Regions from separate parts of the Homo sapiens genome. Here region 1 is linked to region 2. A link is an interaction called in ENCODE POLR2A ChIA-PET data of the cell type or tissue named here. Cell type or tissue: OCI-LY7. All regions are shown on one strand.

Region 1 (5,000 bases), 240 kb after region 2:
TCTCAATCTCCTGACCTCATGATCTGCCCGCCTTGGCCTCCCAAAGTGCTGGGATTACAGGCATGAGCCACTGAGCCTGGCCAAACCAGTGTAACACTTTAAGATAGATAAAAAGCAATAAGGGTTGGGCGTAGGAAAGGGGGAAACTGGCATTATTTTCAGATAATGATTGTTTACATACAAAATCCAAAAGAATCAATAAATAAATTACTACAAACAAGAGTTTAGCATTGTGGCTGGATACAATATCAATGTACAAAAATCAAATTTATTTCTATATGATCATCAAAAAATTAGAAAGCATATTTTTAAAGGACATCACTTATAATAGCAACAAAAACTACAAAGAATCTAGGAATAAAATCCCCAAAAGATGTGCAAGATCTGGACAAAGAGAATAATAAATCCAAATTAAAGCATTAATGAAGACCTAATAAAAAGAAAGTTATCCCTTGCTTATGGAAGACTCAGAATCATAAAATGTCAATTCTCTCCAAATTTATATATTAGTTATTTATTATTCAATGCAATGCCAACAGGTTTTTGTTGTTGTTACTGCTGCGTGTGTGTGTGTGCAACTTGTTTGTGTGTGCAACTTGAGATGCTTGCCTTAAAATATGGGAAAACTAAAGACCAAGCATAGCCCAAAAAAAGAAGATGGATGAAGAATAAAAGGGAGATTTTGCACTACTAAATATCAAGACTTTTTATAAAGCTGTGGTAATTAAATAATGTGGTGTTGACATCAAGATAGACAAATTTTCCAGTGGAAGAGAATAGATAGATCAGAAATAGACCCATAAGTAACTGGAATGTTGATATATAACAAAGTTGGGAAAGGTGGGAAAGTTGGGAAAGGTGGGGCTAGTCAATAAACAAACCTGGGGAAAAATAAAGGTCATTTGTATGTAAAAAGTAAAATGGGATCCCTACCTCACACCATATACAAAAGTAAATTCCAGAGAGAATAAGGATTTAAAGATTTTTAGGAGTAAGAGTAAGTGAATAAATATTAGGGTACGGGGAAAAGAAAAACAGGATAAATATTAATAAATTCAAAGTTAAGAACATCTACCAAAATAGAAAATGAAAGGATACATATGGAAGGATAAATTTGCAACACATATAACTGATGAAGAATCAGTGCCCTAAGTTTGTGAATAATGTAGCAAACAATCCACTAAAACAATAATAAAAGACTCAAACTGACTGTTATATAAAGAGCCAAAGATGGCCTCTGTATCTGGGTCCCTGAGTTGTTTATTTCTTCACAGCAAGCTGGTATCTATTATCTCAAAAGCCTTTCAGCACCTAACTCAAATGTTTATACATCCAGGCATTTTAAATATAACACAACTAAGCAGATTTTTAGGCATTTAGAGCTGCTTGCCTGCTTTGTATACCTCATGAAACTGTGCCCAACATCTGTTAGTCATAGATAAGATAAATCTGTGGTTTATGAAGACTCCAATTTGCTGCTGCCCTTGGGAGCTTTCTGAAACAGAGACTTCCCACAGGCCGCTGAACAACATCACCTGGACATGGTAAGGCCACTCTCTTCTGGAAGTTTCCTTCTCTTTTCCCCTTTTGGATGGTTCCTCTCCACCCCCAATCTCTGGATCTTCTCATGCTGCCAAGGACTTCCCCTAAATACAAACCTGTCAAAGCTCACACAAATAAAGCTTGAGTGTGCTACTGTCACCTCCTGGTCATATATTTTTTCTTGCTCAGCCCTAAAAATCCCTCAAATGCCCTACACTGACATTTCACAGAAGAGAAACTACAGATGGACAATACATATTTAAAAGAGATGCTTAACCTCAATAAGGGCAGTTTGAGACCATGCATTAGCAAAAGCCAAGAAATCTGAGGTGTTAGAGAAGATGTGGATGCTGGTAGGAGTATAAACTGGTACAACCACTTTGGATAAAAATTTGGTACTATCATATAAAGTGGAATACTGGCATTCCAAAGTCCTATCAATTTTATTCCTAGGTAAATACACCCAAGAGACATTTTTGCACAGGGGCACCAGAAAGCAATGCTGATTTCCAACACTGTTGGAAAGAGCAAAAGACTGGAAATTGCACAAAGACTTGGCAGCTGGAGAATGGATAAATTATGGTACATAATGGATTTTTATGTAGCAGTGAAAATGAACAAAATGTAACTTCGGTCAATAAAGATGAGTAAAGAAAAATGTACCAGGCCCAGGCCTCTAGATGAGAGTTTGGAAATACACACAAAACTAAGAAAAGTAAAAATACATTGCTTAGTAATATATATAAATGTGAAAAGAAATTAAAGCAATATAATAGTTGTGTAAACACAAATTCAGGATGGGAGTTACTTCTGATGGAGAGGCAGTGGCACAAGATGGGGACCACTTACAAGCTGATGAAAGTTAATTGATAATATTTTAGTTCTTGGTTAGCATGTCAAGTTAAAGAAGGTGTTCATTATATTATTTTAAAAATGAATTCGTTTAATTTAATTTAAACGGGCCATTCAAAGACTACTGGTTATAATGTATTATTGGCTAATTCTGTGGTCTTTTTAAAAGAGGATTGTACCTACGTATCTTCTCAGGCCTTCCGGCCCAACCACGTTATAAATGACTAAGGAGTTCAATCAAGGCCATGGGCAAAAATGCAGCATCCTAAACCCATGTACCTACTCCCCACTGTACCCAAAACAGCGGCATTAACACAACGTAAAAAACCAAGGAAGACGTAGCAACAAAAACCTTAATTTCCTAGAGCGCAAACAAAAGAGGTTGAATCACGTGGTTCTTCCTCCCACGCCCGGCGCGCCAATGATGTCACCAATCTGCGACCAGACCATTGATTCCCGACTGAAGGTAGAGAAGGCTACGTGGTGGGGGAGGGTGGGGGGAGGGTCGCGGCCGCACTGGCAGTCTCCGGGTGTCCGGCCGTGTCCCGAGGAAGTGCAAGACCCGGTAAGAGCCTCTGTCCTTCTCGGCTACACCTGCCTGGGCTGGAACGCGCGGCCCATGCGGCCTCTCCAGTCTCTGGCGTTGATGTTAGAGGAAGCGTGGGGGCGCCCCGGCAGGGCACTGAGGGTGGCCGCAGGGCTGGGTGGGGACGCAGCTGGTAGGGGCACAGTGGCCGGTCTCGGCAGCCTTCCAGGAGGCGGACGCCCGGGCCGGTGTACTTTTGTGCGTGTGTGCGCGCCCGTGTGTGCGCGAGTGTGGGCGGCAGAGGCTGCGCACGGATGCTCCGGCGCTCGTGCCAGCCGGAGCCCAGCAGCTGGGTACCAAAGGCCCAACAGCTGGGTACCAAAGGCCCTTGTTTCCCTCTCGCCGGCTCCCCCGCCTCGGAGAGTGACTGGAGAGTGAGCTGCCTGGGACTCGCCGCGGTAGGCGCTTTTGCTGCGCCTTCTACCACAAACTGCGTTAGGACCGGCCCTTTATCCCAGAGATAACATCGCCGCCCTGGCGTGCCTTCCACAGGGAAGGCGTAGGAGGCCACTGTGGAAAGCTCACTGCGGGGTCACGGCCGCCGCGCTCAGCCTGTCTGGCCTGGTGCAGGAGGCCTAGTTGCGTCACCTCCTCTTCCTTCTCTGTTTAGCTTGATTTGGGGGCCCCACTAGAGGGTAATCCGGCCCCAGGTGTTTCGTGTTGGTATCAGAGTTTGGGAAACTTGCCTTCCAAAAAGGGATACCTGTCATTGGATTTTGAATGTTGTGTGGAGGAGCCCAAGTATGCAATTAGCGGAGGGAGCAGAGTCTAGGCTGCCACGGGAGGAGACTTGCAAACAGAGGCCTACACAGTGTCTTGTTGCTAGAGAGGGAGGCAGGATTGCTAGAGCGGGTCATTGGGGGCAGAGAAGGCAGGGGCGTCAAACTGTCAGCAGTTGTGATGCCAACTTCTTTCTCCACCAGAGAAGCCTTGTTCCCATCCTTTTAAAGATCTCTTGAAATATCTTGGTCGTTATTTACAAACAGTTAGTGCTTGCTATATGGGAAAAAGGGAAATAGAGTGGAAAGGGGACATGAACTTTGGAGTCAGGTCTGCCACTTTGCAGCTGTTTGACATTGAATGAGTTATTTAACCTCTCCACTCCTACTTGGGCTTATCTACAAAATGAAGATAATTATATCTACCTTGCCCGAGGTGTCAGAATTCGAAGTGTCTAGCTATTATTAGTAAGGGCCCAGTACCCAGGAGCTTGGACTTGCTCCCTTGCTGAAGGTTTCCTATTGGTACAGCTGCTTGAGAAGCAGGGGAACTTTTTGCTATTTTAGATGTTTGCTATTCTGCCAGATATGATATGCAGACTTGGGGGTGGTAGTGGAGGGGAAATCTCAAAATCCATAATCTCTCTGCTGTACACTTCATTAAATTCTAGAACTGCAAAGAGGTGAAGATCTCACTTTAGGCCGGGTGCAGTGGCTCATGCCTGTAATCCCAGCACTTTGGGAGGCCGAGGCAGGTGGATCATGTGAGGTCAGGAGTTCGAGACCAGCCTGGCCAACATGGTGAAACCCCGTCTCTACTAAAAATACAAAAATTAGACCAGCATGATGGTGCACATCTGTGATCCCAGCTACTTGGGAGGCTGAGGCAGGACAATCTCTCAAACCCAGGTGGTGGAGGTTGCAGTGAGCCAATATCCACCATTGCACCCCAGCCTGGACGACAGCGAAACTGTATCTCAAAAAAAAAAAAACTCACTTTATTAATTATAGCTTCTCATTTTATTTTATTATTTTTCAATTTTATCCCGAGTAGCTGGGATCACAGATGTGCACCACCATGCCTGGCTAATTTTTTTTTTTTTTTTTTTTTGAGACAGAGTCTCACTCCATCGCGCAGGCTGGAGTGCAATGATGCGATCTCAGCTCACTGCAAACTCTACCTCCCGGGTTCAAGTGAGTCTCCCTCCTCAGCCTCCCGAGTAGCTGGGATTACAGGAGCATGCCACCATGCCTGGCTAATTTTTGTATTTTTAGTAAGACAGGGTTTCACCATGTTGGCC
Region 2 (5,000 bases):
ATCCCAGCTCTGCCACTACTATTTGTGTGATCTTGGATAAGTCATGGAGCTTTAGCGAGCCTGTTTCCCCAGCTGTCGAGTAGGGAGAATTAAATTAGAGACGTGTAAGGCACGTATCTGCCTGCTCAACAAATGGGACCTATTGTGATTGTTACTGATGATGACAATGATGAGAGGAAAGGAGATATCTTTTTCCTGTTATCTAACTCTGGCTGTAAAATTAGTTGGAGCTTTAACAGATTGGGATCTAAGACTTGTCAACGGAGTGAGAAGTTGTATCTGGGAGGGAAGAAGTCCTGAGAAGGGACTGGGTCTGACTAGAGACCACCTTTAAGCATGGTTTATTCTTGGGGGGAGGTGAATATCTGTGTCCCAGTTTCATGGAGGAAGTGGTCTCTACTCCTCCATGGTCTGGGTTAGTCACAGCCCAGGAGAGCTCAGGGACATTCAGTGGACCCTGGGGAGGGATGGGTGACACTCTTTTGCTGGAGAGCTTTGTGTGCCTGGTTGGCCCTGCTGACCAGTCTGGAGGCAGGCGGATGGACAAGGCAACCTCAGGGGTACCAGGCAGATTAGGTAATTCTGCCCATCCAGTGGCAGCTCCCACTCAAAGGCCCTTGGGAGGTGACAAACTTTTTTTTTCCCCAGGTGATTGAAGATTAACTAACCTTGTGCCTGAGCTGCTGCTTTCTGAAGTTCTCTGCTTTTTTTTCCGTGGGGTTGTGGCCTTGCTGTTCACCTATGTTTGGCGGGTGGCTGCTGCTGGGGAAGTAACTTGTCATGCAGGCCTGGGTCTTTTGAAAAGGAGGGTGGCATGTGCCCTGAGCATGTTCAGTTAATGCAAATGGGAGCCAATGTGAGGGGGTTGAGCAACCGGGACAGAACATCCCCAGCTCCTGCCTCACAGGCCTGTAGGTGCTGATGATGGAAGTAAGCTCTGCTAGGAGGCATCAGCCTGGAGCAGGGAGGTGGGGCTTGATTCCTGGGTGAGCTCAGATAAGAGGAGAGCTTCTCATTATTATGCCTGGGACATGAGATCAAACGGCAGAGATGCCTGAGATGGCCCCAGTGGGCTCCTAAAGGTACCAGGTGACCCTTGAACCAAATGAGGAGTCCTTTTTTTTTTTTTAATAGGCAGGTTTACTCTCTGAAGTCTTAGACATTGTGACGAGGCCTGGTCTAGAGATTCTGTTGAGAATCTTAATCACATCATCTGTACTGATCGGTGCCACCTGGGTAGACCAGCAAGGACCTGGGGAGTCCTTCTTAGTGTTCTTTATTTTCTTTTAGAGCTGGTTTGGGGCACACCCACTCCATTGCATTAAATTACCTGTATGCTCTCTTCCCTGGGTTCAGAAAGAATTAGGGAAGGGAAAGGCCTGGCTGCCCTCCCCTTTCCCCAGGCTGTGACTTCACCACCCTGACCCTGCCATCATGTTGGTGGCTGAGCTGGTACCTCTGTGTGGCTGGCAAGGCACCCAGGGGCCTTGTTTCTCGGGATCTCAGGCGTTGGGCTGTGGGATCTTCTCAGGGGAGGCTGGAGAGTGCTGGTGTGGCAGCATGGCTCTTCTTTTCCACCAATCTGTACAACCTCAAGCCACTTCCCCATGCCCGGCCTTGAAACTGGTCTGCATCTCTCCTCCCAGGCAGAACCAGTCCTCTGCCCACTCCCCCACCATGCTCCTGTCTCGCCTGCCCCACTGATTTCCTGCCCCTCTGCTCCTCTCTGTGGCCCCTGCCTGGCCTCGTTGCTGGGGTAACCCAGGTGGCAGAGAGGAGTTGGTGTGAAGATGCTTATCCAGGCTGCCCTGTCTGCTCCCACAGTGTCTTCTTTTCCCACTTCTAGTTACTCTTTCTTCAGACAACCTCATGGGAGGCCGCTTCTCCGTATGCCCAGGGGAGCCTGGTCGTCTGGCCATTCACTCTTTAAACAGAATGGCCAAGGCCAACTTGTCTGTCTCTTTGCAGACCTCACAGAGGTCCCTGAGTCCATCCCCAGCCTCTAGACCAAATGATTGAGTAGTATCACTGGAACCAGTTCTGATCCTCTGCTCTCCCTGGTCACGGAAGCCTTGTCTGCAGAAGGGCAGAGCAGCAGTGCAGGCTTGGCTAGCCAAGTGGCTCTGCACCTTCTGTTTGGACCCAGGTGCTGCTTTGGGATAGGTTGTTGGCTGTCACAGTGTCCTGGTATTTTTGAGAAGATGCCTCTGGGTACTGGTGCCTGTGTTTCAGGCCATGGTGGAAAAGTAGGAGTAGGATAGACCCTTTCCAGCCCTTTCCATGGACCCTCCCTGTGGGGTGACCTGCAGGACCAGGATGCAGAAGGCAGGAGACTGGCTGAGAGCCTGCGAGCCCACTGCCGAGGGCCCTAGGCACACATTTTGTCTTCACAGGTCACACTGAGTGTGTCGGCCCACAGGAGGGCAAGCGTGAAAATGGCCTTTTGACAGCGTGAAAATGGCCTTCTCCGCCACCCGCCCCAGGGTGGTGGTGACTTTATTTATAATCTTTGTGGACAGTCTGTAAATGAGTCAAACATCTGTAACCCACAGGGGGACAGCTAACTTTTTATATATGCTTCTCCTTTGCGTGTCATCACACTATTTATAACTGTCCTGGGGAAAGACTTCATCACACATCCGGACTTCCCTTCCCCACAGGCGGCATTACCCAGGTGCTCCGCCAGGGGCATCCTGGCTGGGGCACTTATCTCCTGCACAGCCTAAGTAGAAAGGCGGCTGATGCCTCGTATTTCTCTTATTGTGCTTTTAGGAAGAGGGATTTGTAAGGCCATGGTCAAAAGATCTGCTTTAAAAAAATATAAGGTAAAGAAAGTCAAAATGAAAAGAAATTTGAGTAACCTCTGTAGAGAATCTGGGGCCTGGATGGAAATGTAAGATCAGAATAGAGCGCTTCAGCTCTGTTGCAGTTATTTGTGAAGCACATTTGGGGGAGAAAATGAGTGTGTGCGGGGGTTGTGAGGGGCGGCTGTATATTGATGAAATACCACTTTACTCAGCTCAGTGACAGGCAGGCCAGCACATTCATTTGTAGTTCTTTTTCTTCTCTTTCTTTCAAAACCCCAAAAGGAGAGCAAGAAAGCAAGGCACCTATTCCTCTTTAAATAATGAGGGTGGGGAATTCTGAGACTGTGCTTTTCCCAGGAGCTGTAGGGAGGAAAATTCTAGTGCCTTTTCTTCGGGTGAGGAAAGTCCGGAGGAGGCGAATGGGTTTTTAAGTGCCCCCTCCCCCGACCCTGTCATTCCACCCCCAGGAGCTCAGCTGGGATCTGAGGGAAAGGAGGGGAGGAGCAGCTGGGGGCAGGGACCACGCTACTTTCTGGTCACCCAGCACTTCGCTGGGCTGGCCGGGATGTTGCTGAGTGACAGGAGAGGGGAAGGCAAGGACCATTTGCTGAGTGCTGGGCTGGCTTTACATTACACCCGGGAGTACAAGGAGCAGGTCGTGCTCACCGCCCCCTGTGTAGATGAAGTCACCGGGCCACACTGACACTGCCAGCGGTGGTGGCACTGAGATAAGAACCCAAGCCCGTTTAGCTCCCAAGTTCATGCCCTTTCCCTTGCCTGCTGCTGCCCATATCCTTAAAAGAGAAAAATTGAGTTTATGGCACTGAGACCCGTGATGCAAAATGTTGGAACAGGAGGAACTTTACCACGAGCTGGGCAGGAAGGGCTTGATGGAGGGCGGGAGATGCTGGCGCAGGTCCTGGAGAAGACAGTGCTGGAGGGGTGGCCAGGGCAAGTGTGGGCACCCCAGGTTGGCCTGGGATCAGGGTGAGATTGTGGACTGGCCCAAGGTCAGTTCTTGATGCCTCCTCTCTGGGGTCTGGTGCTGCTGCCCTCAGGGTGATACCGGGCAGGTTGTGAGGAGGGTAGGTGTGGAGAATACAGGGAAAATGAAAGCCCTTCCTGCAAAAGCTCCTTCCACAGCCCCTAGCACCCCCACCTTCCACCCCTGGAGGGCCAGCAGGACCCCTAGACCTGACTGGACATGTCCATACATAACTCTCTCACCCCTCACCTCCACCTTGCTCTTCTCTTAGGCTGCCTTTCTCCTCCAGCACTGGCTGTGTGGCTGTTTATCGGGGGACAGTCACATGAGCTCAGCATCTTACATCTTACAAGGCATTTTCACCCCTGGGTCCCTCATGACCCTCACGGTGGCTGGCCCAGGGCTCATGATGACCAACTATCTCAGGGATGAGAAAACTCGGCTGCACAGGGGTTCCCAGGGTTGAGTGCCTCACTCCAGGTGCCCATCTCAGGAAAGAGAGGGTTCTAGAATGAGAGCTCAGGTCTCAGTACACTTCTGATTTCCCTATTCCAAACCCCACCACAAACTTCTGCTGGGGATTTGAGTGAGGGACCTCGAAGGGCTTCTCCATTCCTGGTTCTAGAAGTTTCTTTTTCATTCTTGAGTCCCATTTTCCTGCGTCCCTGTCTGTGCCTCATGCCTCTGTTGAGCTCTGTCATGGGCAGTGAGTGCCGAGAAAAGGCCCGTCTCTGCTTTGAGCCCCTCAGGAGGTGCTTCTGCCTCTTGCTTCCAGCTTGTTGTGTGATCTTTGTCGAGTCCCTTCCCCTCTCTGGGCCTCGTTTCTCTGGCCTAAAAACAGGAGCTGAACTCCCTTCCTGTGCCGAGGCTTCGCAATCTGATTCCAGATCATGTTTCATCACGAGGATGAGCAGCCACAGTCCGGAGAGTCCTGTTCTTAGGGGTGTCAGACAGCACCCAGATGGCATCCATCCCAGGCGGACGGTGGTTTATGGTGTTGGTGCTTGGGAGGACTGAGGAAGGAGACAGTGACTCAGACTGGGGATGCTGGGTGGATTCCCTGTAGGAGGTTGGGGGGTCCCTGAAGGACTAGACAAGCCATGATGGGAGGGGCTCGGGCAGGGGCTCAATTCTGAGTGTGAGAAGCCCGGGGAGAGGGGGCAGAGTGTGTAGGGAATAGAGCAGGCATGAGGGCAGCTTCAGGTTGC

Evidence for each region. ChIA-PET counts read pairs that join two places held together with the same protein. Peaks named below come from ENCODE experiments on the same cell type or tissue, not always from the same donor. Only the 100,000 strongest peaks of a DNase experiment are listed, where the experiment ranks them.
Region 1: POLR2A ChIA-PET joins it to region 2 with 18 read pairs; 3 of 35 experiments call an interaction of 5 or more read pairs at or near these places.

Annotation. Positions count from the first base shown.
Region 1 is chr1:154,625,814-154,630,813 of GRCh38, reverse strand. It overlaps LOC124904427 (a long non-coding RNA gene), which reads right to left and starts at 2,858. Exons shown (of 2, transcript XR_007066635.1): 1 at 2,747-2,858. It also overlaps a transcript of ADAR not described here. RefSeq lists an enhancer at 2,946-3,731. In OCI-LY7, a CTCF peak has its summit at 3,225; DNase peaks (open chromatin) are centred at 2,813 and 3,653; H3K4me3 peaks cover 2,417 bases; H3K27ac peaks cover 1,287 bases.
Region 2 is chr1:154,861,482-154,866,481 of GRCh38, reverse strand. All of the region lies in intron 1 of KCNN3 (potassium calcium-activated channel subfamily N member 3), which reads left to right. Among named protein-coding and RNA genes, the nearest start is that of KCNN3, 6.3 kb to the left of the region's middle. RefSeq lists enhancers at 645-714, 1,106-1,995, 2,523-2,612, 3,062-3,735, 3,736-4,411. In OCI-LY7, a CTCF peak has its summit at 2,688; DNase peaks (open chromatin) are centred at 801, 1,711, 2,091, 2,691 and 1 weaker place; H3K4me3 peaks cover 4,668 bases; H3K27ac peaks cover 5,000 bases.